Linked DNA regions of Homo sapiens: all the other regions are linked to region 1. A link is a loop called in an ENCODE intact Hi-C map of the cell type or tissue named here. Cell type or tissue: heart left ventricle. All regions are shown on one strand.

Region 1 (8,000 bases):
GACACCAAAATGTACAGATACACATGTGTCTGGTTTCATATACATGTCATTTTTCTGTGACCTTTTTGAAATCACATATTGTGATTTTTTTTTTTTTTTTGAGATGGAGTCTTGCTCTGTCGCCCAGGCTGGAGTGCAGTGGTGTGATCTCGGCTTACTGCAACCTCCCCATCCTGGGTTCAAGCTATTCTTCTGCCTTAAGCCCCCCAAGTAGCTGGGACTACAGGTATGCGCCATCACGCCTGGATAATTTTTGTATTTTTAGTAGCAAGGGGGTTTCGCCATGTTGGCCAGGCTGGTCTCGAACTCCTGACCTCAAGTGATCTGCCTGCCTCAGCCTCCCAAAGTGCTGGGATTACAGGCGTGAGCCACCACACCTGGCTTCACATATTCTGTCTTGTTCATTCGCATGTCTCCACTATCTAGCACAGTTCTCAGCACACAATACTAGTCCTCCATTAATTTCCATTAATGTTGCCAAGATGGAATTAATCTTTTGCAACTCCATAAAGATAGTCTCAGTTTGGTATCTGCAGTTCAGTCAATCTTCTGTTCATTTCACTTTCCTGGGCAGGACCAGCTCTGGTGAAAATTATGAAGTAATTTCATAATAAGAGTTGAAGTAATTTCAAAATAAGAGTTTTTCTTCATAACTCCATCGTGGTAACAACCTTCTCCCCAAATCCTCTGATAGGCTCTATTGGAAAAACGTAGGCTTTGCAGCTAGAAAGAAGTAGCTTCCAGTGACTGGATATGAAAACATACTGTAAACCTACAATGATTTGAGCCAGTGGCCCTGGCTTAGACCCAAGTAAATCAAAGGAAGAGTCTAAAACGCACAAATAGACCTAAGTATATGTAATAACCTAATGTATTAATAAAGTGAGATAAATGATTTTAGTCAATACATTACTGTTTGAAAATTAAATTTCAGAATGCATAAGAGTGCTAGGATAATACATGCATTGATTTTAATGTTCCAGTCAAAGACGGAAATTTAAAGGTTGATTGATACATTTGACAAACTAAACATTTAAAGTTGCAGTTTGGAACATTACCACGGTAAAACAGAAAAATGGCTTAATATGAGCTGGAACATCTATTTGCAGCATATATTACGGAAAAAGTGTGATGATCTTAATATATCGAGAAAGTGTACAAATCAATAAAATAGAAGATGATTGACCTAGTTAAAAAAATCAGCAAAAGACATAAATGGTAATTCCCAAAAGATGATATGCAAATTGCCAAGAAACATCAAAATAGCTCAGTATTACTAGGAAATAAATAAATTTAAACAACTAGATGTATATTTTTACTATAAAATTGACATTTTTGGGCTGGGCGTGGTGGCTCACTCCTGTAATCCCAGCACTTTGGGAGGCCGAGGTGGATGGATCACAAAGTCAGGGGTTCAAGACCCACCTGGCCAACATGGTGAAACGCTGTCTCTACTAAAAATACAAAAGCTAGCCGGGCGTGGTGGTGTGTACCTGTAGTCCCAGCTACTCAGGAGGCTGAGGCAGGAAAATAGCTTGAACCCAGGAGATGGAGGTTGCAGTGAGCCGAGATCACTCCATTGCCCTCCAGCCTGGGCAATAGAGTGAGACTCCGTCTCAAAGGAAAAAAAAATGATATTTTTTTGGAAAGGCAATGCCAGTGTTGGTAAGAGTTTGAGGAAATGGGAACTTGTACACACTGATTTAACCTGGCACAATTTTTTGACGTATGATTTTACAATATTCCTATCAAAAAATCTTAAAATGTTCTTATTCTTTCAGTTAGAAATTTCATTTGTAGCAATTTATTCTAAAGAGTAACTCTGGGTATAGGCAAGGGTTTATTTCCAAGGATATTCATTACACCATTGTTTATAACAGAAATCAGATACAATCTATCCAATAGAGGAATGGTTAAAAGTAATTTGGTACAAGAATGCAATGGAGTATAATGGGACAATGAAAAACAGTGAGGAAGATGGAGGGTCATGACCAGAGCATGTAAAATGAAAATGCAGATGATATAATAGCATGTACAATATGATTCTGTCCCAGTAGGTAATCAGACAGACGTGAGAAGGGCAGGAGAGCCCCCCGACCCCACCAGGAATGTCAGGCGACCATCAGGTGGTGGTCAGGTGGTTGTTAAACTCTCTAAAATAATAATCGGTTGCAGCCTGCACCAAGGAAAGGCAGTCTCCCAATAGACAGAAAAATCTGAAACTGGTGATCAGCTTCCCAGTAAGACCTCAGGAGTTGGGCAAGTGGGCTCAAGCATGCGCATTAAGAGGCAAAATGGTGGAGTTTCACTGGTATATGATCTTCCTCTAGGAACACTTGACTGGTAAGGGAAGAATGCCTCAAGTGAGCATGCGTACAATTTCAGGAAACACATTGTGGATGCGGCCCCTCCCAGATCCTGGAAGGCCACTGTGCACATGGACAGCCCACCCCATGGGAAGAATCAGAGGAGAAGGGACGAAACCCTCCGGAAGCAGAACAACCTAGAAAACCCCAAGTCCGAGGTCAAACTGCACTTGATCTCTCAAGTCCCCCGCTTTGTCCTCTTACAAGGGAAGTGTACTTCCTTTCATTCTTGCTCTAAAACTTTTTAACAGAGTTTCACTCCTTCTCTAAAACTTACCTGAGTCCCTCCCTGTCCCTTATGCCCCTTGGTTGAATTCTTTCTTCAGAAGAGGCAAGAATTCAGATTGCTGCAGACCTGTATGGATTCAGCACCGGTAACAATTCCATTTTTTTTTTTTTTTGAGACGGAGTCTTGCACTGTCACCTGGGCTGGAGTGCAATGGTGTGATCTTGGCTCACTGCAACCTCTGCCTCCTGGGTTCAAGTGATTCTCCTGCCTCAGCCTCCCGAGTAGCTGGGACTACAGGCGCCAGCCACCACGCCCGGCTAAATTTGTATTTTTTTTTTTTAAGTAGAGATGGGGTTTCACTATGTTAGCCAGGCTGGTCTCGAACTACTGACCTTGTGATCCACCCGCCGCAGCTCCCCAAAGTGCTGGGATTACAAGTGTAAGCCACTGCACCTGGCCTAACAATTCCATTTTAAATGTGTGTGTGCACACACACATATATACACAGAAGAAAGGTAGTTATCTTTGAGTATTGCAGGAAACTTTTAGTTCCTTCTCACACACACACACATATATTTTATATAACACAAAGTATTGTATGAAATCTAATATAATGTGTGATATAGACATGATACTGCCTAATACATACAGGGTTTCCTTTCCTATTATTATATTACTCATGGAAGCAGATTTCCCATTATATGACTCATGTAAGCAGATTTATAAAGTTATTTAATTGGACAACTCTCCAGACCTCACTATTACTAGCTGTATTTTTTGTTTTTGTTTTTGTTTTGTTTTGTTTCCCAAGAAGGAGTTTTGCTCTGTCATCCAGGCTGGAGTGCAGTGGCATGATCTCGGCTCACTGCAACCTCCGTCTCCTGGGTTCAAGCGATTCTCCTGCCTCAGCCTCCCAAGTAGCTGGGATTACAGGCATGCGCCACCATGCCCAGCTAATTTTGCATTTTTAGTAGAGATGGGGTTTCTACATGTTGGTCAGGGTGGTCTCGAACTCCTGACCTCAGGTGATCCGCGGGCCTCAGCCTCCCCAAGTGCTAGGATTACAGGCATGACCCACCGTGCCCAGCCCTAGTAGCTTTATTATCTTAGGCAAGTTACTTAAACTCTCTGAGCCTAAGTTTTTGCATCTGCAAAATTTGCATAATAATATCTACCTCTTAGAATTGTAGTGCAGATGAAATGGGATAATATGTATGAAAGCTTTCTGATCTGTATTAATCACTCAGTAAATGCAATGTCTTTTATTTTCTCTGGTACACTCTCCCTCCCTTATCACATGTGCACATAGGAGAGTTTCTAATATTAAGCAGTTATATTTTACAGTGAATTTAAATGAATGTCTTTTTTTTTTCCCAGATGGATTTTATTCTATGTCTGTGGGGTTTTCACTATAAAATGAAAGATTTGTTTCTATAACCTTCTATTTAAAGAATAATTGCAGTCTTTTTCCAATTTGTAGAAAAATTGAAGTCGATGGCTAGGAATTTTCTTCATTTTAATTTTCTCACCCTAAAACCACATCAGAAACTTGTTTTCCTGCTACCATAACGATCATAGCAGAAACTCCTATGAGCTAGAATCTGAGTTTGCGAAGTCATATTTGGTTGTTTGGATCCATCAGTGTTTCTGCAAAGCCTGTGTTGACTCTGCCAGTTCAAGGGGCTTGGGAAACACTTCGTTGGAAGGAGTGTTTTCACAGGTGGAGGTGTGAGGGCTCCTGGTTTGTCCCGAGGTTATAACAGAATGCAGTGAGTGCTAACCTGAGCTCGTTGATATTACGTGAGCGGACTGTCAGGCCACTTTGCACCAACCTGCCTGTACAATCTCTGAAAAGCTGTAGGTTAGGGTTCTGGAAATGGAAGTGTGGGCTGTGTTCAATGCAAGAGTGTGCTCTGGGCGGCAAACAATTCATGGAAAAATCAGCAGCCCCTCCTTTCCTCTGCACAACAATCCCTAGCAGAGATTACTTTAAGTCAACCATTCCCATTGATTATGCTTGCAAAAAAATATCCAGCCTCTTCCCAGAAAACAAGACATTCCTCCTCCAGACTCTTTTTAAATTGCCTGTCACCTGCTTTCTCCTGGGTTTGGTGAATAACCTCATCCTACTATTGGTCGGGCCTCTGTCTCGGGGGGCCCAGCTCAGCCCCGAACCTCGTTAGAATCCAGGTCTGTGTTCCTGGCACACAGCTGCTTCTTGCACTTGAAAACTGACGGGGAGAAAAATGGTCCCTGCACTTCCTATCAGCCTTAAACAGAAACATCTGCTCACCACGAGCCTTTTGCTGGCTTGGTTTGCAGGGAATGTGTTCTGGGCAGGTGATGGCGCTGCCTCTCCGCACGGTGACATCAGCCAGAGAGAACTGCTGCCGGGGACGGGAGGGCCCTGGGAATACAGAATAGTTCTGCCTGCCAGGAAAACGAAGCCTGAACTGCACATTTTATAAAGCTTTAAAAGCACAAATCCTGGCTTAAAAGGGGAAATATTGCCAGGTGGTGAAAAGTGCTTCTGAAGAAAAAGAAAATAATATAAAAGAGAGAGCTGATTGAATCCAGGAGTTCTGTCTGGCCCTTTTGTTCTTCCTTCCCTATCAGCCGAGCAATAAATGAAGATTTCTAGTCTGAGGGCATCCATTGAGACAAAAATGCTTTTCTTTCATCGGATTGTATCTGACATCTCACTGCATTTCTCTGTTTTAGGCACCGATTAAATATTCCAGCATGGGAAAGAGGCTTAGCCCAGAGTCTAGGTATAGATATCCCTTCTTCTTCATTATCTTCTTTTTTGTTGTTGTTTTTTGAGATGGAGTCTCGCTCTGCTGTGCAGGCTGGAATGCAGTGGCGCGATCTCGGCTCACTGCAATCTCCGCCCCGTGGGTTCAAGCAATTCTCCTGCCTCAGCCTCCCTAGTAGCTGGAATTACAGGTGTGCGCTACCACGCCCAGCTAATTTTTTTGTATTTTTAATAGAGATGGGATTTCACCATGTTGGCCAGGCTGGTTTAGAACTCCTGGCCTGGCCTTGAGTGGTCTGCCCGCCTCAGCCTTCCAAATTCTTCATTATCTTCTTAAAACTCTCAAAGAGAGCCAGAGCCAAAATTCTTCCTTTCTTTCTGCTTTCATATTAGGGCACAGAGGCACCAGGAAATCAAGAAGTTTGTGTAAAGTTTCCCCCCTTGGGGTTTTACGTGGCTTTGCTCATGCTGCATTTGTTTAAGTAACACAAAGCATGGGCCGTCACCATAAAGCAAATCTGTATGTGTCTCTCGCTGTCCCCTTAAGTCTGCTCCCATGGGTGGTGGGTGAAACCGCCTTTGCAAAATGATAACTGAGGAAATTATGACAGTGAAAGAGATCAGACCTAACCGACTCCATCTTGCTTCTAACCTTTAAGCTGTCCTTGTTCATGCCTGGGCATAGGCCGAACTAGCTTTGGGAAGGAATTCAGTTCATGGTTTGACTCTGAAACAAAATTGATAACAGCCCTTTCCTGAAAAGACCCCCTTCTTGCCCAGGGACGCGTCTGCCTTTGCAGGACTAACAAATTAGCTACAAGATTAGAAATAACAGTTTAGGGTTCATGCAGCCTCGGGCTCTATGAGTCTCAACCTCTCCTAATTGCTCCTGGGGATAACATCACTATTGTAAAACTTAAGATCAGTGCTTGAGATATTTTGTAGCCTCTGCACTGGATGGATCAGCTGACGCCACCCAGACGGGTAATCTGGCTCAACCAGTTCGGCAATCCCACCCAGAACAGAAGACAGCAAGAAAAAACTCACTTTGACCCCCTATAGATGGAATCATACACTCCCCACTTCCCAAGCCCACACCTGACAAATTATCTTTAAAAACTCTGATCCCTGAGTTTTTGGGGAGACTGATTTAATAATAAAACTCTGGTTTCCCGCACGGCTGGCTCTGTGTAAATTACTCTTTCTCCACTGCAATTCCCCTGTCTTGATAAATTGGCTGTGTCTGGGCATCGGGCAAGATGAACGGGCTCTGTCTGGGCAGTTACATGGGGATTGTTTTTTCATGGCCAGGGGCAAGCCTCTGGACTCCTCCGATCGCTTGTAGGGAAGGAAAACTCCTGTAGCCAATCTAAGTTATAAAACAGAGTCCCAGTCTCATGTGATAACCAACATTCTCAACCTAATTTAAAGCTGATTTTGCCTCATGCTTCCCTGTTGTGCTGGTGCAGATAGAAAATTCAGGCACGGGGCCGTTTTTTGTCCCCTCTCTTTTCTTGCTTCTCTTCCTCCTCCTCTGTGATCTTTCTACCTGGACCTTCTGACCCTGATGGGAAGCGGTTATGAAGAGCGAGAGGAGGTGAAGTGGAAGCAACCATCTGTGTGCCTGGAAATTGACAACCATCAGGTGACACTCTGCCTCGAATGTCCCCTTTTGGGGGCACTTCTGTGGATGCTTTGATTCTTTGGAGACCCTTCTTCCATTTCTGAGGCTTCCCACCTGCAGTTCCCTTGGTGCGAATGGTGCATTTTCCTTGAATCCATTTCTCACTCTATCTGGCCCCTAAACTTCTGATACAGGAGATAGAAAGAAATTATTTAGGCAGATAGTAAGGGCAACAGAGTCCTCGGTGCAATTTCCCTTTTAACAAAAAAGCCACCCCCAAATCATTTCTTTTCTAACAAAAGGCAGCCTGAAAAATCAAGCTGCAAACATAAATAAGCAAGCTGGAAGCTTGCACAGGAGAATGCTGGCAGCTGTGCCCATAGTAAAGGGCTACCTGGGGCCAGGTATGTTCGACATGGAGGCTTTATCTTCCCTTTTCTTTGTCACCACGTGTACAGTAAGGAACAGGCAACATGGTACCAGCCAGGCAAAGAGCTCATCTGCATAGTAAAAGATTAGGGTGGGGGCAGCCAGGTTTTTCCCGCCCTATGCAAATGGCACATCTGGTCCAAACAATCTTTGGTGCCCTATGTAAATCAGACACCACCTCAAGTTCATCTATAAACCCCCTTGGATTTCACTGTAGAAGTGGCAACCCATTTCCCCAGGACCCCTCCCTCTGCAGCAGAGAGAGCTCATCTCTTTCTTTTGCCTATTAAACTTCTGTTCTTAACCTCACTCCGGTGTGTCCGCATCCTAGTTTTCTGTGGCTGTGAGAAAACGAACCTTGGGTATTTACCCTAGACAACGATGCTGCTTCACTTCCAGAGGTGCCTCTAGCTTCTCTCTGCTGAAGTCCACTGCCTCTCCCTGCAGCCCTCCTGGATGAGGTCTAAAACCACACTTGGTCCATAGGAGACACACATGGATGCTTTGTCCTGACATGCTCTGGAACAGGAAGACTTCAAATGCAAGCACCTCTTCTGGGGTTTTGTCTGCTGGCAGCTAGCTAACCCATCTCTCACC
Region 2 (8,000 bases), 250 kb before region 1:
CGCCTATAGCCCCAGCTCCTGAGGAGGCTGAGGCAGGAGGATCGCTTGAGCCCAGGAGTTCAAGGCTGCAGTGGGCTATGATTGCACCACTGCACTCGAGCCTGGGCAGAGACAGACCCTGTCTCTTAAAAAAAAAAGACACAAGGCAGATGGAAGGAGATGATTCCTCTCCACGCTCTCCCATGTGAAGGCACAATGGGAAGGTTGCAGCTGTAAACTGGGAAGTGAGCCCTCACCAGACATAAGATTTGCTGGCACTTTGATCTTGGACTTCCCAGCCTCCAGAATCATGAGGAATAAATGTTTCTTGGTAAATCACCCAGTCTGTGGTATGTGTTATAGCAGCCAGAGCTGATTAAGACATGGGGGCAATCAGGCTCACCAATGAGGCCACCCAGCTAGAGCAGCAGAGCCTGGATTTAAATCTGGGCATGTGGGCTCTGGGGTCAGGGCTCGTCATTTCTAGGCTTTGCTGGCTATCCCATTTTTAGAGGCAATTAACATGTTTATTAATCACTCAGTCATCAACCACTAAAACAGCTTTTTCTATGCGCCAGGCCCCATGGCACCAACCATGGGAGACATAGAAATGACACCGGGGCATTAAACCTGGTGTCTTTTAAGACTCCCAGCAGAGGTGGCTGCTATTGCATAGCCCTTACCAGGTAAGTTTTTGTGAAGCCCCTCCAACCCCCAGGGCATTAGCATCAAGAACTCTTCTTGCTATGTGGCAAGGCAAGCCGTCTGGGCGTTCTGTGGACTGAGGATGATAATTAACCTACATGGAAAACACCAACCCCTGGTAATTCCTGGGTGAGCTCTGGCTGCAGAACCTGGGGCCCTGAGGTTTCTTCCCTTTTCCTGGGTGGGTGGGAGCCTTGGGAAGGGTCCCGTTATCTTCCTGGCCTGTGTCCTGTTCTTCTCTTCCTCCCTCACTTTTTCTACCCTGCCCTCCCAGATTTGCTGTCGGGGTCTTTGTGTTACTCCAAGGGCCTCTCTGTCCAGGTGCCCTCCCCTTTCCACTCCTTGTCCTTGCCCATCATTCCTGGATGACACCTTGTTAGAAGTGCTGTCTTATCTTACCAGTAAGGAAACTGGGAATCAGAGAGGTTGAGCAACTCACATAGGGTCACCTAAGAAGCTGGAGGCACAACTGGGCTGGGAATGCACCCAGAATTGAAGCCGATCATGGGCAAGAGGAGGCCACACTCCCACTGAGAGAGGGGAAGGGCTGGCAAGGAGCAGGGAAGGGTGAGAACAGCTGGGGCTTCTCCACCATTTGGCTCTGCCAGCCTGGGCAGTGCCACTCAGTGTCAGATCTGCAAGCCCCTTGGAGGGCAACCAATCCTGAGGGTGGAAACTGTGGTCCCAGGCCAGACCCTGTTCAGTCTCTTTATTAAAAAAATTAGAAGTAATTTCAAACATATTGCTACAATAGTATAAACCACTGTGTGCAACAATAGTATAAAGTATACAACAATACAACATCAAGAGTATAAAGACCAAGAATTGCAAGAATACCATAAAAACCCATTATTGACATTTTGGCACATCTTTCTTTTCCTCCCTTCCTTTCTTTTCCTTCCTTTCTTCCTTCCTTCTCTCTCTTTCTCTTTCTTTCTCTCTTTTTCTTTCCCTCCCTCCCTCCTTTCTCTTTCTTTCTTTCTTTCTTTCTTTCTTTCTTTCTTTCTCTCTCTCCTTCCTTCCTCTTCTTCTTTTCTTCTTTCTTTCTCTCTTTCTTCTTTCCCTCCCTCCCTCCCTCCTATCTTTCTTTCTCTTTCTTTCTTCCTCTTCTTTCTTTCTTTCTTTCTTTCTTTCTTTCTTTCTTTCTTTCTTTCTCTCTCTCTCCTTCCTTCCTTCCTTCCTTCCTTTCTTTCTCTTTCTTTCCTTTTCCTTCCTTCCTTCCTTCCCTCCTTCCTTCTTTCCTTCTTTTTCTTTCTTTTCTTTCTTTCAAGACAGAGTCTCCCTCTGTCACCCAGGCTGGAGTGCAGTGGTGCAATCTCAGCTCACTGCAACCTCCACCTCCTGGGTTCAAGCAATTCTCCTGCCTCAGCCTTACAAGTAGCTGGGATTACAGGTGACTGCCACCATGCTGAGCTAATTTTTGTGTTTTTAGTAGAGATGGGGTTTCATCATGTTGGCCAGGCTGGTCTCAAACTCTTTTACCTCAAGTGATCCACTTGCCTTGGACTCCCAAAGTGCTGGGATTACAGGCATGAGCCACCACGCCCAGCCCATTTTGCTTTCTATATGTACATATTTCCCCCTTAACCATTTGAGAGTTATAGATGTCATGCTTATCACTCCTACATGCTTGAGTGTGTATATTATAAGAACAAGGACTGGCCGGGCATGGTGGCTCACACCTGTAATCCCAGCACTTTGGGAGGCTGAGGCAGGTGGATCATAAGGTCAAGAGATCGAGACCATCCTGGCCAACATGGTGAAAACCCCTCTCTTCTAAAAATACAAAAATTAGCTGGACATGGTGGCGCCCACCTGTAGTCCCAGCTACTCAGGATGCTGAGGCAGGAGAATGGCATGAACCCAGGAGGCAGAAGTTGCAGTGAGCTGAGATCACGCCACTGCACTCCAGCCTGGGGCACAGAGCGAGACTCCATCCCCCAGCACCCCCCTCCAAAAAAAAGAATAAGGACATTATTTTATAAGACCAAAGTGCACTTACCCAATTCAGGAAATTCAGCTTATGTAATACTAGTATGTAATATATAGAACATATGCACATTTTGACAATTGTCCCCAATACTGCCCTTTCCGAATAGTTCTTTTCCCCACTTGATTTAGAATATCCTCTAAGATCATGAACTGCATTTAGCTATCTTGACTGTCTCCTTCCCTTTCTTCTGAAATAGTCACTCAGTCTTCCTTTGTCTTTCTTTATCTTGATATTTTTAAAAAGCGCAAGCCAGTTGTTTTGCAGAATGCCCTTCAATTTGGATTTGTCTGATGTTTTCCAAATGGGCTATGCATTTTTGGCAGGAGTAATTCCTAAGCGATGTTGTGTCTTCTGCTCCGAGTCTTTGAAAAAAAGTGGAACCAGTTGCCAATATTAAAACCTGAGAGATTTTACATATTGTCTTGGTTTCTGGATACTCTTATGAACAGATAGCTACACTCTGGCCCCCTGGGCTAGGCTCCTGCGGGGAATGGCCAGTTGGAGCTGGACAGTGGGTGCTTGAGATGGGGGTGGGAGTACTGGAGTGTCATACTCTCTCTTTGCTTTCCCCTTGGTCATCTAGGGGAGCCCACCTGGCCAGGCAGGTACTGAGTGTACAACTCTTGCTGAATATCCCATTTATTTATTTATTTATTATTATTTTTAAAAATTTTTCAGAGGTAGGGTCTCCCTCTGTTGCCCAGGCTGGAGTGCAGTGGTGCAAACACAGCTCACTGCAGCTCTAAACTTCTGGGTGCAAACGATCCTTTGCCTCAGCTTCCTAAGTAACTGGGACTACAGGCATGCACCACCATGCCTGGCTAATTAAAAAAAATTTTTTTTATAGAGATGGGGTCTCACTATGCTGTCCAGGCTGGTTTTGAACTCCGGACCTCAAGCCATCCTCCCGTTTCAGCCTCCCAAATGTTGGGATTACAAACGTGAGCCACTGCGCCTGGCCTTCCTTCGTTTTTCAGTTGAGGCAACGATCTAGAAGACCCAGAGAGGGCCAGGAGTGAGCTGCGGTCACCCTCAGAGGCCAGACTTGTCCTCCTTTTGTCAGAGCAATTACAAGTGGTTAGGTTCACATCTCACCATGTTTTATTAACACTTGACAAGAAATGGGGCATTGGCTGTGTTTGAGCAACTGCACCCTGCTGGTGTGTAATTCAGGGAGATGGGAACATGGGAACGTTTTCCGGAGCTGTGTCTGCCCCTGTCCTGAGCAGTCCCCGGCTGCCTTCTCCCTGACGTCGTTATGTTCTTGCTGTTCATACTTTGGACACTAGGTGTCACTGGTTCCCTATGAATAACCTAGAGCAGCCCGTCGGCCTCAGAGGCCACCAGTCCAGGTGCAGAGGGGCCTTGACATCAGCCAGCTCAGCACAGTTATGCTCTTTTTAGCCTTGGAATCCTTTCTTCTGATAAGATCCTTTGCCCCTGACTTAAAAAAATGGAAGTAGACATCACATACTATAAAATCCACCCTTTAAACGCGTACAGTGATTTTTAGGCTATTCACAAGACTGCAGCCATCACCACTATGGTTTTTTTTTTGGAGTTGGAGTCCCACTCTGTCGCCCAGGCTGGAGTGCAGTGGCAGCCACCTCGGCTCACTGCAACCTCCGCCTCCCCAGTTCAAGCGATTCTTCTGCCTCAGCCTCCTGAGTAGCTGGGACTACAGGGGTGCACCACCGTGACCAGCTAATTTTTGTATTTTTAGTAGAGACAGGGTTTCGCCATGTTGGCCAGGCTGGTCTCAAACTCCTGACCTCAGGTGTTCTGCCCGTCTCGGCCTCCCCAAATGCTGGGATTACAGACGTGAGCCACCGCACCCGGTCCATCACCACTATCTAATTACAAGATGTTTTCATTCTGATGAAATCTTACATGGAAGTCAGGAGCGAGGGGGATTTTTCTTGGCTTTGCCTGGGGGAAAAAAGCTATTAGGTTGCAGGCCGGGCTCAGTGGCTCACACCTGTAATCCCAGCACTTTGGGAGGTTGAGGTGGGTGGATCACTTGAGGTCAGGACTTTGAGACCAGCCTGACCAACATGGTAAAACACTGTCTCTACTAAAAATACAAAAATTAGCCAGATGTGGTGGCATACACCTGTAATCCCCGCTACTCGGGAGGCTGAGGCAGGCGAATCTCTTTTTTTTTGTTTTGTTTTGACGGAGTCTGGCTCTGTTGCCCAGGCTGGAGTGCAATGGTGCAATCTTGGCTCACTGCAACCTCTGCCTCCTAGGTTCAAGTGATTCTCCTGCCTCAGCCTCCCGAGTAGCTAGGACTACAGGCGGGCGCCACCACACCTGGCTAATTTTTGTATTTTTAGTAGAGACGGGGTTTCACCACATTGGCCAGGCTGGTCTTGAACTCCTGATCTCTTGATCCGCCCGCCTCAGTCTCCCAAAGTGCTGGGATTACAGGCATGAGCCACCGCACTGGGTCTTAACTTTTATTTTAGGTTTGGGGTACATGTGAAAGTTTGTGACATAGGTAAACTCATATCATGGGGGTTTGTTGTACAGGCTATTTCATCACCCAGGTATTAAAGCCGAGTACCCACTAGTCATCTTTTCTGCTCCTATCCCTCCCCGACCCTCCACCCTCACATAGATCCCAATGTTTGTTGTTCCTTCTTTGTGTTCATAAGTTGTCAACATTTATCTCCCACTTATAAGTGAGAACACGTGATTCAAGCGATTCTCCTGCCTCAGCCTCTGGAGTAGCTAAGATTACAGGTGTGTGCCATCATGTCTGGCTAATTTTGGTATTTTTAGTATTTTATATTTCAGTATTCCTGTTCTTGCTCTAGTTTGCTAAGGATGATGGCCTCCAGTTCCATCCATGTCCCTGCAAAAGACATGATCTTGCTCTTTTTGATGGCTGCATAGTATTCCATGGTGTATCTGTACCACATTTTCTTTATTCAATCTGTCATTGATGAGTATTTGGGTTTATTCCACGTGTTTACTATTTTTTTTTATTATGCTTTAAGTTCTAGGGTACATGTGCACAACATGCAGGTTTGTTACATATGTATACATGTGCCATGTTGGTTTGCTGAACCCATCAACTCAACATTTACATTAGGTATTTCTTCTAATGCTATCCCTCCCCCTGCCCCCCACCCCACAACAGGCCTTGGTGTGTGATGTTCCTCACCCTGTGTCCAGGTGTTCTCATTGTTCAATTCCCACCTATGAGTGAGAACATGCGGTGTTTGGTTTTCTGTCCTTGTGATAGTTTGCTGAGAATGATGGTTTCCAGCTTCATCCGTGTCCCTGCAAAGGACATGAACTCATCTTTTTTTATGGCTGCATAGTATTCCACGGTGTATATGTGCCACATTTGTCTTTACTATTTTGAATAGTGCTGCAATTAACATTCACATGCATGTGTCTTTTTTTTTTTTTTTCTTTTGAGATGGAGTTTTGCTCTTGTTGCCCAGGCTGGAGTGCAATGGCGTGATCTGGGCTCACCGCAACCTCTGCCTCCTGGGTTCAAGCGATTCTCCTGCCTCAGCCTCCCGAGTAGCTGGGATTACAGGCATGACACCACCACGGCCAGCTAATTTCGTATTTTTAGTAGTGACAGGATTTCTCCATGTTGGTCAGGCTGGTCTCGAACTCCCAACCTCAGCTGATCCGCCTGCCTCGGCCTCCCAAAGTGCTGGGATTATAGGCGTGAGCCACTGCGCCTGGCCGTGCGTGTGTCTTTATGATAGAATGATTTATATTCCTTTGGGTAGATACCCAGTAATGGGATTGCTGGGTTGAATGGTAGTTCTGCTTTTAGCCCTTTGAGGAATCGCCACACTGCTTTCCACAATGGCTGAACTAATTTACACTCCCACCAACAGTGTATCTGCATTCCCAGAAAAGTGTTCTTGTTCTTGAAAAAGGAAATCACTATATTTGTTGTGTAGTAGGTGGAATAACGTGCTCCCAAAGATGTCTTCATTCTCATCCCTAGAACTTGTGGACAGGGTAGCCTATATGGCAGAAGGCATTTTGCAGTTGTGATTATGTTCAGGATCTGGGGATGGAGATATTGTCTTGGATTATCCACATGGGTCCAGTGTAGTCATGAAAGTTCTTATACAGGAAAGAAGGAGGCAGGAGAATTAGAGAGAGAGGGATGTGAGGATGGATGAAAGCGTAGGGGGACACAAAGAGAAAGAGAGAAAGGAGAAGGAGAGAGACAGGGAGAGACAGAAATAGGGAGAGGAGAGGGAGAGAAAAAGAGACAGAGAGACAGAGAGAGTAGAGGAAGAGAGACAGAGAGAGAGAGAGAGACAGAAATAGAGAAGAGGGAAAGAAAAAGTAGAGGGAGAGAGAGAGAGACAGAGAGAGAGAGAAATAGAGGAGAGGGAAAGAAAAAGAGACAGAGAGACAGAGAAATAGAGGAGAGGGAGAGAAAGAGAGAGACAGAGGGAGAGAGTAGAGGGAGAGAGACAGAGAGACAGAGAGAGATGGAGAGAAACACATACACACACATACACACGCAGAGAGATTGTGAAGATGTTATGCTGTAGGCTTTGAAGTTAGAGGAAGGGTCCACCAGCCAAGGAATGCAGGAAGCCTCTAAAAGTTGTTGGAGACAAAGAAACAGATTTCCCTGCAAAGCCTCCAGAAGGAACACAGCTGTTCAAGACCAGGAATTCAAGACCTGCCTGGACAACATAGCGAGACCCCTGTCTCTACAAAAAAAATGTAAAAAAATTAGCTGGGCGTGGTGGTGCGTACCTGTAGTCCCAGTTACTTGGGAGGGTGAGGTGGGAGGATCGCTTGAGCCCAGGAGTTCTATGTTGCAAGCTCTCAACATCTTGATTTCAAGACTTCTGACCCCCAGAACAGTTAGAGAATGGATTTGTGTTGTTTTAAGCCACTGAGTTGGTGGCTATTTGTTACAGCAGCCATAGGAAGCTGATACCTCCTAATACTTCTCATTTCCTCGTTTTTCCCCATTCCCTCATCTCATGATCTCCCTTTCTGGTGATCTCAGGTGAAATGCAGCTTTCTCAAGGAAGCCTCCCCTCTGTTGCCTGACTAGAGATGCCCTTTTAGCTCCCAGAATGGTTTCAAAGAGCAACAGCGCAATTGTAGAATCATGTCAACATCTGTGTCATGCCTGGTTGGTGCTTATTTCCCTGGTTCCAATACCAGTTCTTTTTTTTTCTTTTTTCCAAGGCAGAGTCTTGCTCTGCCGCCCAGGCTGGAGTGCAGTTGTGTGATCTCGACTCACTGCACCCTCTGCCTCCTGGGTTCAGGAGATTGTCCCTACTTCAGCCACCTTAGTAGCTGGGATTACAGGTGT
Region 3 (8,000 bases), 130 kb before region 1:
CTCAAACCTACTCTTTTTTGCCTTTGGGTCCGGGGTGGCTTTTGTCCTCTCTGAGGGATCATGGGATGTTTCTGAAGCTGCCCCTAGTCTTAGCTTCCTGGCCTTTTCTCCTGCTATGTCTGAACTTGCCAACATTATACAACCTTCTCTCCATCAGAGCTTCAGCTCTTGGCTAGCCTTTGCAGGGTGGCCTGTTTTCTTAACCCATACAGCCTCTTTCCTTTCTTTCTTTCTTCCTTTTTTTTGAGACAGTCTCGCTCTGTTGCCCAGGCTGGAGTGCAGTGGTGTGATCATGGCTCATTGCAGCCTCAAGACCCCAGGCCCAAGCGATCCTCCCACCTCAGCCTCCAAATAGCTGGGACCACAAGCGTGCACCACGACACCCGGCTAATTTTTAAATTTTTGTAGAGATAGGGTCTCCCTATGTTGCCCGGGCTGGTCTTGAACTCCTGAGTTCAAGAGATCCTCCTGCCTTGGCCTCTCAAAGTACTGGGATTACAGCCGCAAGCCACTACACCCCAGCCTAACTTTTTGAAACCAGTTAGCACCGTATCTTCTGGGCCAGTGTTTATGTAGTGCCTGAATGGGGGAAGATACTCCAATCGAGTGGTTCTGCATAGTTACATTGGCATCTGCTGGAGATGTTAACGCTTCAATGTTGGACTTTTTATCTTTCCCCCAAACCTACTCCTCCTGCAGCCATCCGCATTTCACTTAATGGCAATGGAGGCCTTGCAGCTGCTCAGTCTAAAAACCCTGGAGTCCTCCTTGCCTACCTTCTTTCTGTTTGCAGCACATCTGACCTTACAGTATTATCCATACTTGGTTCCACCATCACAACATGCGGTATTTCCTGCTTATCCACAGGGGATACCTTCCAAGACCCCCAGTGGATGCTTGAAACTGTGGGTAGTGCCGAATCCTATAGATACTATGCTTTTTCCTACATGCCTATGATAGAGTTTAATTTATAAATTAGGCACAGTAAGAGATTATCAACAATAATAAGGAAACAGAACAATTATAATAATATCCTTTTTTTTTGGAGACAGGGTCTCACTCTGTCACCAAGGCTGGAGTGCAGTGGTGCAATGACTGCTCACTGTAACCTCCACCTCCTGGGCTCAAGTGATCCTCCCACCTCAGTCTCCTGAATAGCTGGGAACTTCAGGCGTGTGCTGTCACGCTTGGCTATTTTTCAATTTTTTTTGTAGAGATGAGGGTCTCGCTCTGTTGCCCAGACTGGTTTCTAACTCCTGGGCTGAAGGGATCTACCCTCATTGGCCTCCTAAAGTGTTGGGATTACAGGTGTGAGCCACTGCACCCAACTTATAATAATACACTTTAGTAAAAGTAATGTGAATGTGATCTCTCTCTCTCATGAAATAGCTTATTGTACTGTACCTTTCCTTCTTCTTGTGATGATACCAGATGATAAAACACCTACATCTTGAGAAGAAGTGAGGTGGATGATTCAGGCATCGTGACATAGCGTTAGGTTGCTATTGACCTTGAACACCAATGCTGTGATACCATGACAGTCCATCTGATAATTGAGACAGCTACTAAGTAACTATTGGGTGGGTGGTGTAGACAGCATAGATCCACTGGACAAAAGGATGATTCGCATCTTGGGTGTGACAGAGCAGAATGGTGAGAGAATTCATCACGCCACTCGGAACAGCATGCAATTTGAAACTTATAAATTGTTGACTTCTGGAATTTTCCATTTACTATTTTCGGATAACAGTTGACTGCAGGTAATTGAAACCAGGGACTACTGTGTCCTGAATCCAGCTGTTTCTTACCACCCACACTGCTACCACCCTGGTCCAATCCACACTCTTCTTTTTGCTTGGATTACTGTAACAGCCTCCCAACTGTTGTACCATTTCTACCACTGTGCCCTGAACGTGCAGCAGAATGTGTGCAGAGGTTAACATAGAAATCAGACTAGGTCCTCAAAACCCTGCAAGGATCCCCTTTCATCAGAGGAAAAGTCAACATCTGTAATGGCCTGCAAGTTCCTATAGTATCTGGACCCAGAGATCTCTCTGCGTCTTCTTCATCTATTCTTCTCACTTTCTCTCTTGCCGCCATATTGGCTCCTTGATGGTTTCTTAAGCATGGCGAGTACCCTCCCATCTCAGGGACTTAGTGCGCACTGTTCCCTCTGCCTGGAGTTCCCTCTCTCCTCCAGAAGCCAAAGGTTATTCCTCACCATCTCCAGGTCTTCCCCCATCACCACCCCATCACTCCTTGTTGCTTTTTGTGGCTGTGGCTGTTTTACTTAGCACCTTCTTAATATCCTATGTGGTTTACTTACCTATTTTTTTTTTATTCTGTGTCTCCTTTTCCTCCACAAACACAGGAACTTTTGTGTATTTGGTATTCTTAGCACTGGGTTAGCGCCAGGCACCAAAAACTATCTGTTGAAGGAACAAATGAATCTAGACAAATGAATAGGTGAATCTAAATTTACTTATGGAGAAAATACCAGATACCAACAAGTATGACCTACATGTAAACATCTGCTGTTGTTTTTTTTTAACTAAAGTTGGGGTCTTGCTATGTTTCCCAGGTTGGTCTTGAACTCCTGGCCTCAAGTTATCGTCCCTTCTTGGCCTTTGGGAGGCCTAAGATTTCTTAATTCCTTTTTTTTCTTGGGCAGAAAGCTCCAATGCAGACTGAGTTCCAATCGGGGTACTGGCCTCACTGCGTGTTTGTCTCTCCAAGCATCACTCCTCTGCCAGTGAACCCATGTCTGGGGAGAGAGTCTTCCAACTCACTCCACTCTTGTTTTGCACAATAAATTCACCTGCTGGCCAGGTGCAGTAGCTGACGTCTGTAATCCCAGCACTTTGGGAGGCCAAGGCGGGTGGATTGCCTGAGGTCGGGAGTTCGAGACCTGCCTGGCCAATATGGTGAAACCCCATTTCTACTAAAATTACAAAAATTAGTTAGGCACGGTGGCGCATGCCTGTAATCTCAGCCACTCGGGAGGCTGAGGCAGGCAGGAGAATCACTTAAACCCAGGAGGTGGAGGTTGCAGTGAGCTGTGATCGTGCCACTGCACTCCAGCCTGCGTGACAGAGTGAGACTGTCTCAAAAACAAACAAACAAACAAACAAACAAACAAACAACCTCTCGCCTGCTGACCAAAAGAGAGAATAAAGAGTTTCATTCTCATATCCTGGGGCTGTAACATCCCTTCCTCCTTTTTTCCTTGAGGACCCAGCCTCCCTGGCAACTTGCTTTCAATTCCTAGAATTTCCACGTGGGAAGCAGAACTAACCTCTAGACTCCTGCTGCGGGAGATAGAGAGGTCACATGCGGAGCGGGGGAGTTCTTTGCAAGTATCTCCAAGGAGACATTTAAAGGCCATCCCCTAATTGCAGCGTGAAGCTTGCAGCAGGTGGAATTCCTGACTTTCGCCAGAGGATGGCACTGTGGGTGTTTCCAAGAAGGAGCTGAGCTTTTTTTTTTTTTTTTTTTTTTTTGAAAAAGCCATTTCCAAATGGCAGTAACAGCTGCACTTCAAACCCTGCAGGGAACATTAGAAAATGTTAACCCCCGGTTGGGTGGGGAAGAAGGACTGGAGGCGGACATGGGGATCGTGACCGCGGAGGCCAGCCCCGGAGGAAGGGCAGGAGCTAGAGAAGTGCCAAAAAGGAGAGAGAAAAGGAAACTGCAGGGCAACCTAGCTGTGGCTGGGGACTAGCGTCCTTCTCTGGTGGAGGTTGAGCAAGGACAAGAGCCCTAGCTGGTGGGGATTTGTTTTCCAGAGTCGAATTCAACCTGGGAAAAGTAGCAGGGTGCAGCGGGGTGCAGCGTATACATGTGTCATTTGCCAACTTTCTCCGTCTGTACCCACTTTGGACCGGTCATTTAAGAGCTGACACCAAGTATTTTTCATCTTCCAGTTTTCTATCATGCCTGGCAGGTACTAGACCCTCCATTAATAGTTGTTGGATGAATGATTGACTGAATGGAAAAAAATGCATCTTAGATTTGGGATGGGGAAGTGATGTTTTTTTCCAAGAGTAAAAAAGTTGGGCAATTCATGTGTCTTCCTATATTTCTCTCCAGATTACAGCCATCATTATCGCAATCACTGAAATACCAAGCCCTTGACTATTTGCAGAGGACTTTCTCTCATTCATCCTGGTCTGTCCACCTGTTCATTCTTCCTAATTACATTACATCCTTATTAATCTCCCCGTCTGTAGCAACTCATCTCTTTCATGTGCTTTCTTGAATTAGAGTGATTTAGGTACACACTGCCTCTTTCAACTAGACGGGCTATATGAAGGCAATACTTTACATCACCCGAGTGAGTTTACAGCCACACAGCGCTTAATCCTTGCGCGGGCTCTTTAAGGAAGATATTATTGGGGCATACTGTATTTTCCAAAAATGGCCACACTGATCTTACCCCATCCCATGCTCTTCTTACGATGTGACACTGACATTCTCCATTGAGAGGTGGGGGTCTACATTTCCTTCCTTTGGATATGAATTGGCTTTTTTTTTTTTTTTTCTTGAGACAGGCTTTCACTCTGTTGCCCAGGCTGAAGTGCAGTGGCACGATCACAGCTCACTGCAGCCTGGACCTCCCGGGCTCAAGTGATCCTCCTACTTCAGTCTCCCGAGTAGCTGGGACTACAGGCACGTGCCACCACTTCTGGCTAATTTTTTTTTTTTTTTTTTTTTTTGTAGAGACGGGGTTTCATCATGTTGCCCAGGCTGGTCTGGAACTCCTGAGCTCAAGTGATCCACCTGCCTCTGCCTCACAAAGTGCTGGGATTACAAGCATGAGCCACTGCACCTGGCCTGGATGGACTTTTTAATGGCCTAGTTAATAGAAAGCTGCAAAACGAATGCAGTGTGATTTCTTTTTTTTCTTTTTTCTTTTTTTTGAGATGGAGTCTCACTCTGTTGCCTAGGCTGGAGTGCAGTAGCACGATGTCAGCTCACTGCAACCTATACCTCCCGGGTTCAAGTGATTCTCCTGCCTCAGCCTCCCGAGTAGCTGGGATTAGAGGCACATACCACCACAGCCAGCTATTTTTTTTTTTTTAGTAGAGATGGGGTTTCACCATGTTGGCCAGGCTGTTCTCGAACTCATGACCTCAGGTGATCCACCCACTTTGGCCTCCCAAAGTGCTGGGATTACAGGCGTGAGCTACTGTGCCCAGCTGCAATGTGATTTCTGAGGCTGTGTCACCTACGGTGGCGAAGCTTCCTCAGCCTCTCTGTCAGGACACGTGTCTTTGAAACACTAAGAAGCCTCCGTGCAGAAGGGGTCACAAGGAGAGACCATGTAGAGACAGGGCTGGAGAAGCCCCAGCTGTTCTAGCCTCAGCTGTTAAAATCCTCCATCTAAGGCCCCAGACACCGTGAGGCAGGTATAAGCCATTCCCCTTCTGCTCTGTCTTAATTCCTGACCCACAGAATCTGTGAGCCTAAGAAATGGGTGTTTTACACTGCTCAGTTTGGAGTGATTCATGATATAGCCGTAACTGCAAAACTTAATTATCCCCCTCCCATTTCTTCTAGCTGAGAAAACTGAGGCTTAACAAGCAGTTGGACTGGCCCTCGGATTCCTCTTTCTTGACTTCCAGCCCAGTGTATTTTCCAGAGCCCTGTGCATGTCCTGATGTTGGCTTTAATTGCCAGGCTGAGCAAAAGACACGGTGGATTCCATTCAGGGGTCACTTGAGGGTGGGGGACATCTTTGGTTTTGTTCATATATCAGCAAAACAGGAATGCAGGCTTTAGGATCTATCTGAGCTTTTATTTATTTTTTTTAGAGCCAAGGTCTTGCTGTATCACCCAGGCTGGAGGGCAATGGTGTGATCCTAGCTCACTGCAGCCTCCAACTCCTGGGCTCAAGCGATCCTCTTGCATAAGCCTTCCGAGTAGCTGGGACTACATGTGCACACCACTATGCCCCACTAATTTTTGTATATATGCATATTTTTTGGTAGAGATGATGTCTCGCTGTGTTGCCCAGGCTGGTCTTGAACTCCTGGCCTCAATCAATCCTCCCACCTCAGCCTCCCAAAGTGCTGGGATTATAGGCATAAGCCACCACGCCTGGCCAGGAGTGGAGCTTATAGTTCCGGCTTATGGTCCAGGGAAACTTATAATTACTATTTTGAGACCGGCAGCCTCATGAGCATCTGCTAGTGGCAGGACCGTCTGAAAGCTGCCCACCTATCCCTGCAAACCTACTAGCTTCTAGTTCTAGAAGAGTCCTGGTCTAATCACAGCTATTAGGCCGGGGTTAATTGGTGCTATTATCTTCACAATGGGCCATATTTGAGGGTGAGGCTAAGAGGCCACGAGAGCAGGTAAAATCAAACAAACCACAACATTGCTTCTATTTTATTAGTGGTCTTGTAAAAATCATCATTGCTATCCATTTGTCTGAGCCATTAACACCCCTTTTAGGAGCCTCCCTGAAACTGACTAATCATCTTGTGGTCTGGCAACCTGGAGACGGTCTTGACAGTAGGATGTTCTCATCAAAGTGGATTTTCCGGATGACCAGCAGTTCCTGGTTGGAGGGCCACAGCCTCTCCTCCGCGGGTGTGGATAAGAAGCTGATAGGTGCCTCTCCTCTGAGATGAACAGTGACGTCTCATTCTGGGCTTGGGAATAGTTGACGAGGAGACTTTCCATGGCAACACAGGAAGCCTGATTCTCAATGTCAATTTCAGCATCCTTGGGAATCAGAGACCACAGACAGCCTTCACAAACCCTATGGCCATTGAGAGCTTTGTGGCAGTGAGTCCTGTAGTATAGGTTCCTGGATAAGCCATCTTTCCCAAGTCCATTGTGGACCCCCAGTCATGGGGTAGCGGACAAGAGGGTGCTAGCATGCACAAAACAATAATGTAATTCTGGCAATGGCTATGGTGTGTTACCATATGGTATGTTATGGTGTGTTACCATATGGTGTGATGGCTGTGACCTTGTTTGCATGGTCATAGCGACCTGGTTGTCATTGATGGAGGCCACGATGCCTGTGACTTATGTTGATTGTAATGCTGAGATGCTGGAAATTGTTGTGTTGTTTGAGTGTGCCGTCATTGCAATGTCGGGTTTTATAGAGGCTGTGATGTTGTGTCCTAACACTGGTGGGCTCTGATAACATCATTATCCTGGCCTAGTGGCGCATGTCTGTAATCCCAGCTACTCGGGAGGCTGAGGCAGGAGAATCACTTGAACCTGGGAGGCGGAGGTTGTGATGAGCTGAGATCGCGCCATTGTACTCCAGCCTGGGCAACAAGAGCGAAACTCCGTCTCAAAACAAAACAAATCAAAACAAACAACAAACAAACACAGACTCCTGGGCTCCATCTCCAGGAGGTCTGAATCGGGGTCTAAGAATTTGCATCTCTCTCTTTTTAGTTTAAATTTTTATTTTTTATTTGGAGATGGGATCTTACTCTGTTGCCCAGGCTGGGCAGCTGGAATGATCATGGCTCACTGCAGCCTCAAATTCCTGGGCTCAAGTAATTCTCCTGCCTGGGCCTCCTGAGCAGCTGGAACTACAGGCATGCACCATCACACCTGGCTAGCTTTTTTTGTTGTTGTTTTTTGTTTTTAACATTTTTATTTTGTAGAGACTGGGTCTCACTTTGTTGCCCAGGTTGATCTTAAACTCCTGGCCTCAAGTTATCTTCCTGCCTTGGCCTCCCAAAGTGCTGGGATTATGAGTAGCCAGAATTTGCATCTCTAATGGGTTCCCAGGTGATGCTGATGCTATGGGTCTGAGAACCATGTCACCTGGTAAACTCCCCATCCCTGAACACACCTGAATACTGGCTGCAGGAGGACAAAATTATGGTTTGATATGAACTTACCTCTAACAACAGGATATGAGCTGGAGTCCACTGAGGAAGAGTTTGTGGAAGGTTCAGGAAGGACCATTATTTTGAAACAAAGTAGAGAGAGTGCTAATTAAGACTGGTCTCTGTAAACTCACAGAC
Region 4 (8,000 bases), 100 kb before region 1:
CACTCCAGCCTGGGTGACATAGCGAGACCTCGTCTCTCAAAAAAGGGGGAGATTTGGACACAGAAGTTGATATTGAAACTGAAACATCCTTCCTACCTCAGCGTCCCGAAATGCTGAGATTACAGGTGTGAGCCACATGCTTGGTCAGAATCTGCATTTTTTTTTTTTTTTTTTTTTTAGACAGGATCTCACTCTGCGCACAGGATGAGTGCAGTGGTACAATCACAGCTCATTGCAGCCTCAAACTCCTGGGCTCAAGCAATCCTCCTGCCTCAGCCTCCTGAGTATTAATAGCTGGGACGACAGGCATTTGCCACCACGTGTGGTTAATTTTTTGTATTTTTTGTGGACACTGGGTTTCACCTTGTTGCCCAGGCTGGTCTAGAACTCCTGAGCTCAAGGGATTCTTGTGCCTTGGCCTCCCAAAGCACTGAGATTACAGGCATGAGCCACTGCATCTGGCTGGAATCTACATTTTAACAAGCATTTCAGCCTATTTAGATGTAGGGGCTCTCAGATAGCACTTTGAGAAACTGTGCTGTGCAGGGTGGGTACGAGAATGAGAAGCCAGAGGCATGGAGCCTGGAGAGGTGGGACAAGCCTTTTTTTTTTTTTCTTTTTTTGGGACAGAGGCTTGCTCTTTCGTCCAGGCTGGAGTGCAGTGGCACGACCTTGGCTCAGTGCAACCTCCGCCTCTTGGGTTCAAGTGATTCTCCTGCCTCAGCCTCTTGAGTAGCTGGGATTACAGGTGCCTGCCACCATGCCCAGTTCATTTTTATATTTTTAGTAGAGACGGGTTTCACCATGTTGGCCAGGTTGATCTCGAACTCCTGACCTCAGGTTATCTGCCCGCCTGAGGTTATCTGCCTTGGGCCATTTGAGTATGATTTTCTACCTCTAAGGCCTAGGCAGGAACCTTTGTTGTATCATTCTCATTACATGTAGATATCTGGATTGACCACATGGAGGAACTGGAAGGAGGTGTAGAACTAGAAACCATGTCAAGGGGGAGTGAGTCCTGCTTCAGGTTTGAAAAAGTTAAACATATTCAGAATGGATACGGATGCAACATAAAATGATAGGAATTTACTGTAGGAGGTGATTAAGTCATGAGGGTGAAGGGGGAGTAGTGCCCTTATAAGAGGCACCCCAGAGAGCTCTCTAGCTCTCTTTCTGTTGTGTGAGGATATAAGGAGAAGGCAGCAATTTGCAAACCAGAAACTGGGCCCTCACCAGACACCAGCCTGCTGGCACTGTGATCTTGGACTTCCCAGCCTCTAGAACTGTGAGAAATAAATATTTGTTGTTTAAGCCACCCAGTCTATGGTAATTTGTTATAGCTGCACAAATGGAGTAAGCTACTACCCAATGTCCAATCTCTTCTTCTTTAGTTACAGAGCTATATTTATTTTATTTTATTTTATTTTTGAGATGGAGTCTCACTGCCACCCAGGCTAGAGTGCAGTGGCGTGATCTTGGCTCCCTGCAAATTCCACCAGCCAGGTTCAAGTGATTCCCTGCGTCAGCCTCCTGAGTAGCTGGATTACAGGCATGGGCCACCACACCCAGCTAATTTTTCTATTTTTGGTAGAGACAGGGTTTCACCATGTTGGCCAGGCTGGTCTGTAACTCCTGACCTCAGACGATCTACCCGCCTTGGCCTCCCAAAGTACTGGGATTACAGGCATGAGCCACTGTGTCCAGCCAGAGCCCTATATTTTTGAAGGTAGGTCTTGCTTGGCTAAAAATTCTTATTTCTCAATCTCCCTGGTGATGGGGTTTCCAATGAGATTGAATCAGAAATTATCAGGTGGGAATTTGGAAAAGCTCTTTAAAGGGGGTGTTTTGCTTCCCCACTACCTCATCTTCTTTCTTCCTGCCTGAAGCATGGGCATGATGCCTGGGGCTCCATTTCTGACTATGGGATAATCTCCAGGATAAAAGCCATTCATTAAAGATGCTGGGACAGAAACACTGGAGAAGGCTAGGCGTGGATGGTTTTATGGAATCATCACAACTTCCATAGACTGCCTTCCTTTGGACTTTTTTATAGGAGAAAAAGAAAAATCTCAATTTTGTTTATGAGCCAGTGTTACTTCATGTCTCTGTTGCTGGCATATTAGTCAGAAACAATATTAAATAAATGCAAACACTTTACACAATGCCCAGCCCCTTGTAAGCATTTACTAAATGGTACCTGTCATGATTGTGGTCATAGTGGTAGTGATGGTTATAATAAGCTTGGCATAAACTGCTTTGAGCTCGTAAAGCCCTGGTATTGCTTTTCCTGGCTTAGAGCCTCTGGTTCAATTTCAGATACACAAACTCAAATGATTACCAGCAAGGTTTCCTTAGTTCTTCCATCATGGTGCATTCCACATTCATCTTTAACCTATTCCTAATGTAGTCCTTTATTCTGGAAGTATCATCGGCTCCATTTTGCAGGTGAGAAACGGAAGCTCAGGGAAGCGAATTTACTACTCAGACAACGTCATGCAACAGTGAATGATGCATTGAACCCAGGACCAACCTGTTTTCTTGAAGCTAGAATGATAGCGCGGAGTGTTGTAAAGAAAATAACACTGAGTTTGCAGGTCGACAGATCTGTGTGTTAATCTTGGCACTGGTGCTTCCCAGTTGTGTGACTTTGGATAGTGAGCTCTTTTTTTTTTCTCCTTTTTTTTTGTGATGGAGTTTCACCCTAGTGTGAGTTCATCATTTTTTTAAGCCTCAGTTTCTCACCTGTAAAACGGGGGCAATAAATACAGCACAGATTACTACCTAATATGAGTGAAGTGCCCAGTCCAGGAGCTGACACAGGACAGGCACCTGAGAAAAGGTGGTCTGTGCTACTTTGTCCCCCCCTTCAGGATTTACAGGAACCACAGAAGATCACCCCGTCAGAAGAGTGTGAACCAGAGCAACTCCATCTTGAATAGGGGCTGGGTAAAATGGGGCTGATACCTACTTGGCTGCATTCCCAGATGGTTAAAGCATTTCAGGTCACAGGATGAGATAGGAAGTCAGCACAAGATACAGGTCATAAAGACCTTGCTGATAAAACAGGCTGCAGTAAAGAAGCTGGCCAAAACCCACCAAAACCAAGATGGTAACGAGAGTAACCTCTGGTCGTCCTCACTGCTACACTCCCACCAGCGCCCAGACAGTGTACAAATGCCATGGCAACATCAGGAAGTTACTTTATAGGTCTAAAAAGGGGAGCCATGAATGATCCACTCCTTAATTAGCATATCATCGACAATTAACCATAAAAATGGGCAACTAGCAGCCCTCAGGGCTGCTCGTCTATGGAGTAGCTATTCTTTTATTACTTTACTTTCTTAATAAACTTGCTTTCACTTTACTCTATGGACTTGCCACGAATTCTTTCTTGCATGAGATCCAAGAACCCTCTCTTGGGGTCTGGTTCGGGACCCCTTCCCTGTAACAACCCCACTTGGATATATTAATTATGGGTAGGGGATGACCTTCACATGGTCACAGCCTGTCAATCCAAACTGATCAGTAAAGCCAAAGATGGTTCTAAGGCCCCTTTCTCTATCTAGTGTGGCCAGAAATCCTTCAAGGCAGCTGCCTGAATTTTGTCAGGCTGATGGTTAATCTGTTTCCCTTGGGAAGACGGCCTTAGTGGTCTGCTAAGGTGCCATTTGCAGGAATAATTGGTTTGACAATAGACACACTAAGAGAAGCATCTCTGAATCCTCTGCCTACAGCCTGGGTTCCTATCACTCAGGCTCCTGGGAGCTCCCTCTCATTCCCTAAGCCAAATAGATGACACCAAGGAGAGAGAGAGAAATCTTTGAAGTGGAAGAAGGCACTTGGACTAATGGCATAATTACTCCAGATAATCATTTGCAAAGTAATTATGGACTATTGTTAGGATGCTCTATCATTTTTTTTAAAGTAATAAGGCTTTGGTTTGAGTGAGTGATTATGGGGAAAAAAGGCAATAATATGTGTGTACATTTCAACAGGAGAGAAACACTTTTCATGGCCCTTTTCACAAACCAGCATGCCCACTTTCCTGCCTCCCTAGTGCAACACCAGAAATTAACCCAGAACCCCCTCAATGGGCCCCAGTGGGCATCGCTGCATCCTCTGCCCTGCTTTGAACATCTCTGGTATTCAAATGCAATTTTGAGAAACACTGGCTATAGAACAATTTCCTAAGAAATGCATTTCCCACGAGGACAGGAAGATTTGAGGCCACGTTGTCAATGTAATGAAGCCAGGAGCCTTCAATGTGGGAAAGTTCTGGAGCTGCTCTCATGGGCACTTCAGACCAGAGCTGGGCTTCCCTAACTTCTGGCCCACCTGGTAGGATGTCTGTGGGTTCCCATCTCTCATTGTGGGCCCCACGGCTCCCTTGCACCCAGCCTACTGCCTCTGCTTAGTTGGGCCGTGGGTAGCTAATTGAGATACATATCACAATTTTAACTTTTAAAATATCATATAGTTTTACATTAGGATAAATGGGGTACATAGAAAGGCTGTAACAGAGCGTTATTCTCTGCCTACACTGAGCACACTGGTTATGTCCAGCTGACATCCTAGAGACGACTTCAGGGATGCATGGGAAGCAGGGGCCGAGATTGAGGTTGCTCTTTCTAGATGGAAATTCAGTCTAAAGATGAAGGTGATAGAGGAGCAGGGAGCTGGAAGGACTGAGATTTGGGTGGGTCCATCCAGGCCCTCCCTGAGTTGGGCCCCTCGATCCCAGAGGAAGCAGGGAACCATTCAGGCAGCCTGGCACAGAGCCGGTAACAATTGTCACTAATTATAGCTCCTGTTTCCTGAGTTTCTGGAAAGGCCAAACCCATTCTCATTTATAGCTCCTGTTTCCTGAGTTTCTAGGAAGGCCAAACCCATTCTCATTTGATCTCAGTGACAAAGGAACAGCGAGCCAGAGAGGGAAGGGATTTGCCCAAGGCCTCCCTGCCTCTCAAAAAAGAACTTTCACTTGAGGAGAGACAGCAAAGCCAGGGTTGCACAGAAGTCAGATGTCCTGTACTCTTGCCTCACGGTGTTGCTGAGCTGAGGGACCTGGGTCACGTGGGGCAGCCTGCAGATTCCTAGGAGGGGCTCTGTGGACATCATCTTTTGGTTCTGTCTGGGGCTGGCTTTTGCAGTCAGGTGGCCCACTAGCCACAGAACTGGATTCTTGTAATAGGACTGAACTGGGGCTCACTTACCTGGTGCAGTAAAACTAGATATCCACACTGAGGTTTTTGCAACAATAGCGTAAACTAGCAATACAATTCTGAGTCCCCCAACCAACTGAACGAACCCCCTCCTGGCTGAGGGGATCCTAAGAAAATCTGAAAAACTAGTTCAGCCCATGAGGTGAAGGGGAGGTCCAATATGCACTGTTTTACCCCCTCCCTTTGGAGTTTAGGCACAACTGACCAGCACTAACATTAAAATAGAGATAATGAAACCACAAAACAGACTCTGTGGCAATAAGATACCAAATTCCAACCTGATCTGGTATAGCATCACATGACAAATAGCAGGCCCTAAAGGAAATCAAATATATTTCTTTAACATATTTTGAAATGGTTCTGCAAAGCAGTCTCTAGTGGGGGAAGTCTACATTCTGTAAAGAATCTGCTTCCTGGGCCAGGCACGGTGGCTCATGCCTGTAATCCCAGCACTTTGGGAGGCCAAGGCCAGCACATCATGAGGTCAGGAGATCGAGATCATCCTGGCTAACACGGTGAAACCCCGTCTCTACTAAAAATACAAAAAATTAGCCAGGCGTGGTGGCGGGCGCCTGTAGTCCCAGCTACTCAGGAGGCTGAGGCAGGAGAATGGCGTGAACCCGGGAGGCGGAGCTTGCAGTGAGCCAAGATTGCGCCACTGCACTCCAGGCTGGGTGACAGAGCGAGTCTCCGTCTCAAAAAAAAAAAAAAAAAAAAAAAAAGAATCTGCTTCCTTTTCTAGGTCTTTTTTCTGATCAAGGAGATATTTAGCTAAGAGTCTGACACCATTTAAGATCTGAAAAGAGATATTTACCATCTATTTTCTCTGAAGCCTGTTACTTAGAGGTGTCATCTACGTAACAAGAACCTTGGCTTCCATAACCCCTGTTATCTTAACTCAAGCATTTCTTTATGCTGACTTCAACTCTTAGGCAAAGCTTAACTCTTTCAACCAATTGCCAATTAGGAAATCTTTGAATCCACTTATGACCTGGAAGCCCTGCTCCACACCCTCAAGATATCCTGCTTTTTCAGCCCACACCAATATATACTTTCCATGTATTGATTTATGTCTTTGCCTGTAGCTTCTCTCTCCCTAAAATGTATAAAACCAAGTTGTAACCCCACCATCTTGAGCACATGTTCTCAGTACCTCTTGAGACTGTGTTCCAGGCCATAATCACTCATATTTGGCTCAGAGTAAACCTCTTCAAATATTTTACAGAGTTTGGCTTTTTTCATCAACAATTGAAAAGAAAGCATGTATTGCAAGACACCAAGCAAGGAGAATTGGGTAGCTCATACTTAAGACCTGACCTCCCCAATGGCTTGCAGGCAAGAGTTTTTAAAGGCAGAGATAAATTTTAGGAAAGTAGAAGCTACAGGCAAAATCATAAATCAATACATGGAGGTTACACATTGGTTTAAGCTTAAAAGTGTGGGATATCTTGAAGCGGGGGCTTACAGGTTGTAGATAGACTCAAAGATTTTCTGATTTGCAATTGGTTAAGATAGAGAAGCTTTGTTTAAAAATTTAAAGTCGACAGAAAAAAGAAAGTTAGCTTTCAAGGGGGATTGACTTTCCTCAAGCCCCTCAGGAAGAAACTTATAATAAAGAGTGATAGTTAAGGTTTGGTCTTCACTTTCCCCTTATCTGGGGTCTAGTGCCAGCTGATCTGTTCCACAGGGTTCTCTAGTGGGGGTCCAAGCCACTGAAAATCAACTCAGGGACATACATTAAGATGTTATTGTCAGAGGTGTGTAAACCAGAGTAACTCCATCTTTTTTTTTTTTTTTTGAGATGGAGTCTCACTCTGTCACCCAGCCTGGAGTGCAGTGGCGCAATCTCGGCTCACTGCAAGCTCCGCCTCCTGGGTTCACACCATTCTTCTGCCTCAGCCTCCCAAGTAGCTGGGACCACAGGTGCCTGCTACCATGCCCAGCTAATTTTCTGTATTTTTAGTAGAGACGGGGTTTCATCTTCTTAGCCAGGATGGTCTCGATCTCCTGACCTTGTGATCCACCTGCCTTGGCCTCCCAAAGTGCTGGGATTACAGGTGTGAGCCACCTCGCCCGGCCAGCAACTCCATCTTGAATGGGGCTGGATAAAATGAAGCTGAGAACTACTGGGTTGCATTCCCAGACAGTTAAGGCATTCTAAGTCACAGGATGAGATAGAAGTTCACCACAAGATACAGGTCATAAAGACCTTGCTGATAAAACAGGCTGCAGTAAAGAAGCTGGCTAAAACCCACCGAAATCAAGATGGCCATTAGGGTGACCTCTGGCCATCCTCACAGCTACACTCCCAACAGCACCATGACAGTTTACAAATGCCATGGAAATGTCAGGAAGTTCCCTTATATGGTCTAAAAAAGGGAGGCACAAATAATCCATCCTTTGTTTAGCATATAATCAAGAAATAACTATAAAAATGGGCAACCAGCAGCCCTCAGGGCTGCTCTGTCTATGGAGTAACCGTTCTTTTATTCCTTTACTTTCCTGATAAACTTGCTTTCACTTTACTCTATGGACACGCCCTGAATTCTTTCTTGTGTGAGATCCAAGAACCCTCTTTTGGGGTCTGGATGGAGACCCCTTTCCTGTAACATTATCTTTACTTTTTTAAATCAAAAATAAAATTCTAAGCACCACCAACTATCTGAATGAACCCCTCCTTTCAGCCAAGGGCATTCCAAAGTTAACCTGAAAAACTAGTTCAGGCTATTATGGGAATGGGGAGCTTAACATGACTCATTATATCTTCCTCTTTTTTAG

What was found. A loop is a pair of places that touch in the nucleus more often than their neighbours do. Peaks named below come from ENCODE experiments on the same cell type or tissue, not always from the same donor. Only the 100,000 strongest peaks of a DNase experiment are listed, where the experiment ranks them.
Region 2: it touches region 1 in a loop (2.7-fold over the local background); 14 of 110 quality-filtered maps call a loop at or near these places.
Region 3: it touches region 1 in a loop (8-fold over the local background); 16 of 110 quality-filtered maps call a loop at or near these places.
Region 4: it touches region 1 in a loop (4-fold over the local background); 9 of 110 quality-filtered maps call a loop at or near these places.

Annotation. Positions count from the first base shown.
Region 1 is chr7:67,614,436-67,622,435 of GRCh38, forward strand. No RefSeq gene overlaps it. Among named protein-coding and RNA genes, the nearest start is that of LINC01372, 280 kb to the left of the region's middle. In heart left ventricle, a CTCF peak has its summit at 4,926; a DNase peak (open chromatin) is centred at 4,946; H3K4me3 peaks cover 519 bases; H3K27ac peaks cover 1,113 bases; H3K27me3 peaks cover 1,929 bases.
Region 2 is chr7:67,368,020-67,376,019 of GRCh38, forward strand. No RefSeq gene overlaps it. Among named protein-coding and RNA genes, the nearest start is that of LINC01372, 36 kb to the left of the region's middle. In heart left ventricle, a CTCF peak has its summit at 3,960 (motif pointing right); a DNase peak (open chromatin) is centred at 4,005; H3K27me3 peaks cover 2,466 bases.
Region 3 is chr7:67,480,979-67,488,978 of GRCh38, forward strand. No RefSeq gene overlaps it. Among named protein-coding and RNA genes, the nearest start is that of LINC01372, 150 kb to the left of the region's middle. In heart left ventricle, CTCF peaks have their summits at 3,439 (motif pointing right) and 3,653; a DNase peak (open chromatin) is centred at 3,432; H3K4me3 peaks cover 416 bases.
Region 4 is chr7:67,513,913-67,521,912 of GRCh38, forward strand. No RefSeq gene overlaps it. Among named protein-coding and RNA genes, the nearest start is that of LINC01372, 180 kb to the left of the region's middle. RefSeq lists a silencer at 1,140-1,351. In heart left ventricle, no CTCF peak of the experiment used is centred here; a DNase peak (open chromatin) is centred at 4,749; H3K27ac peaks cover 349 bases.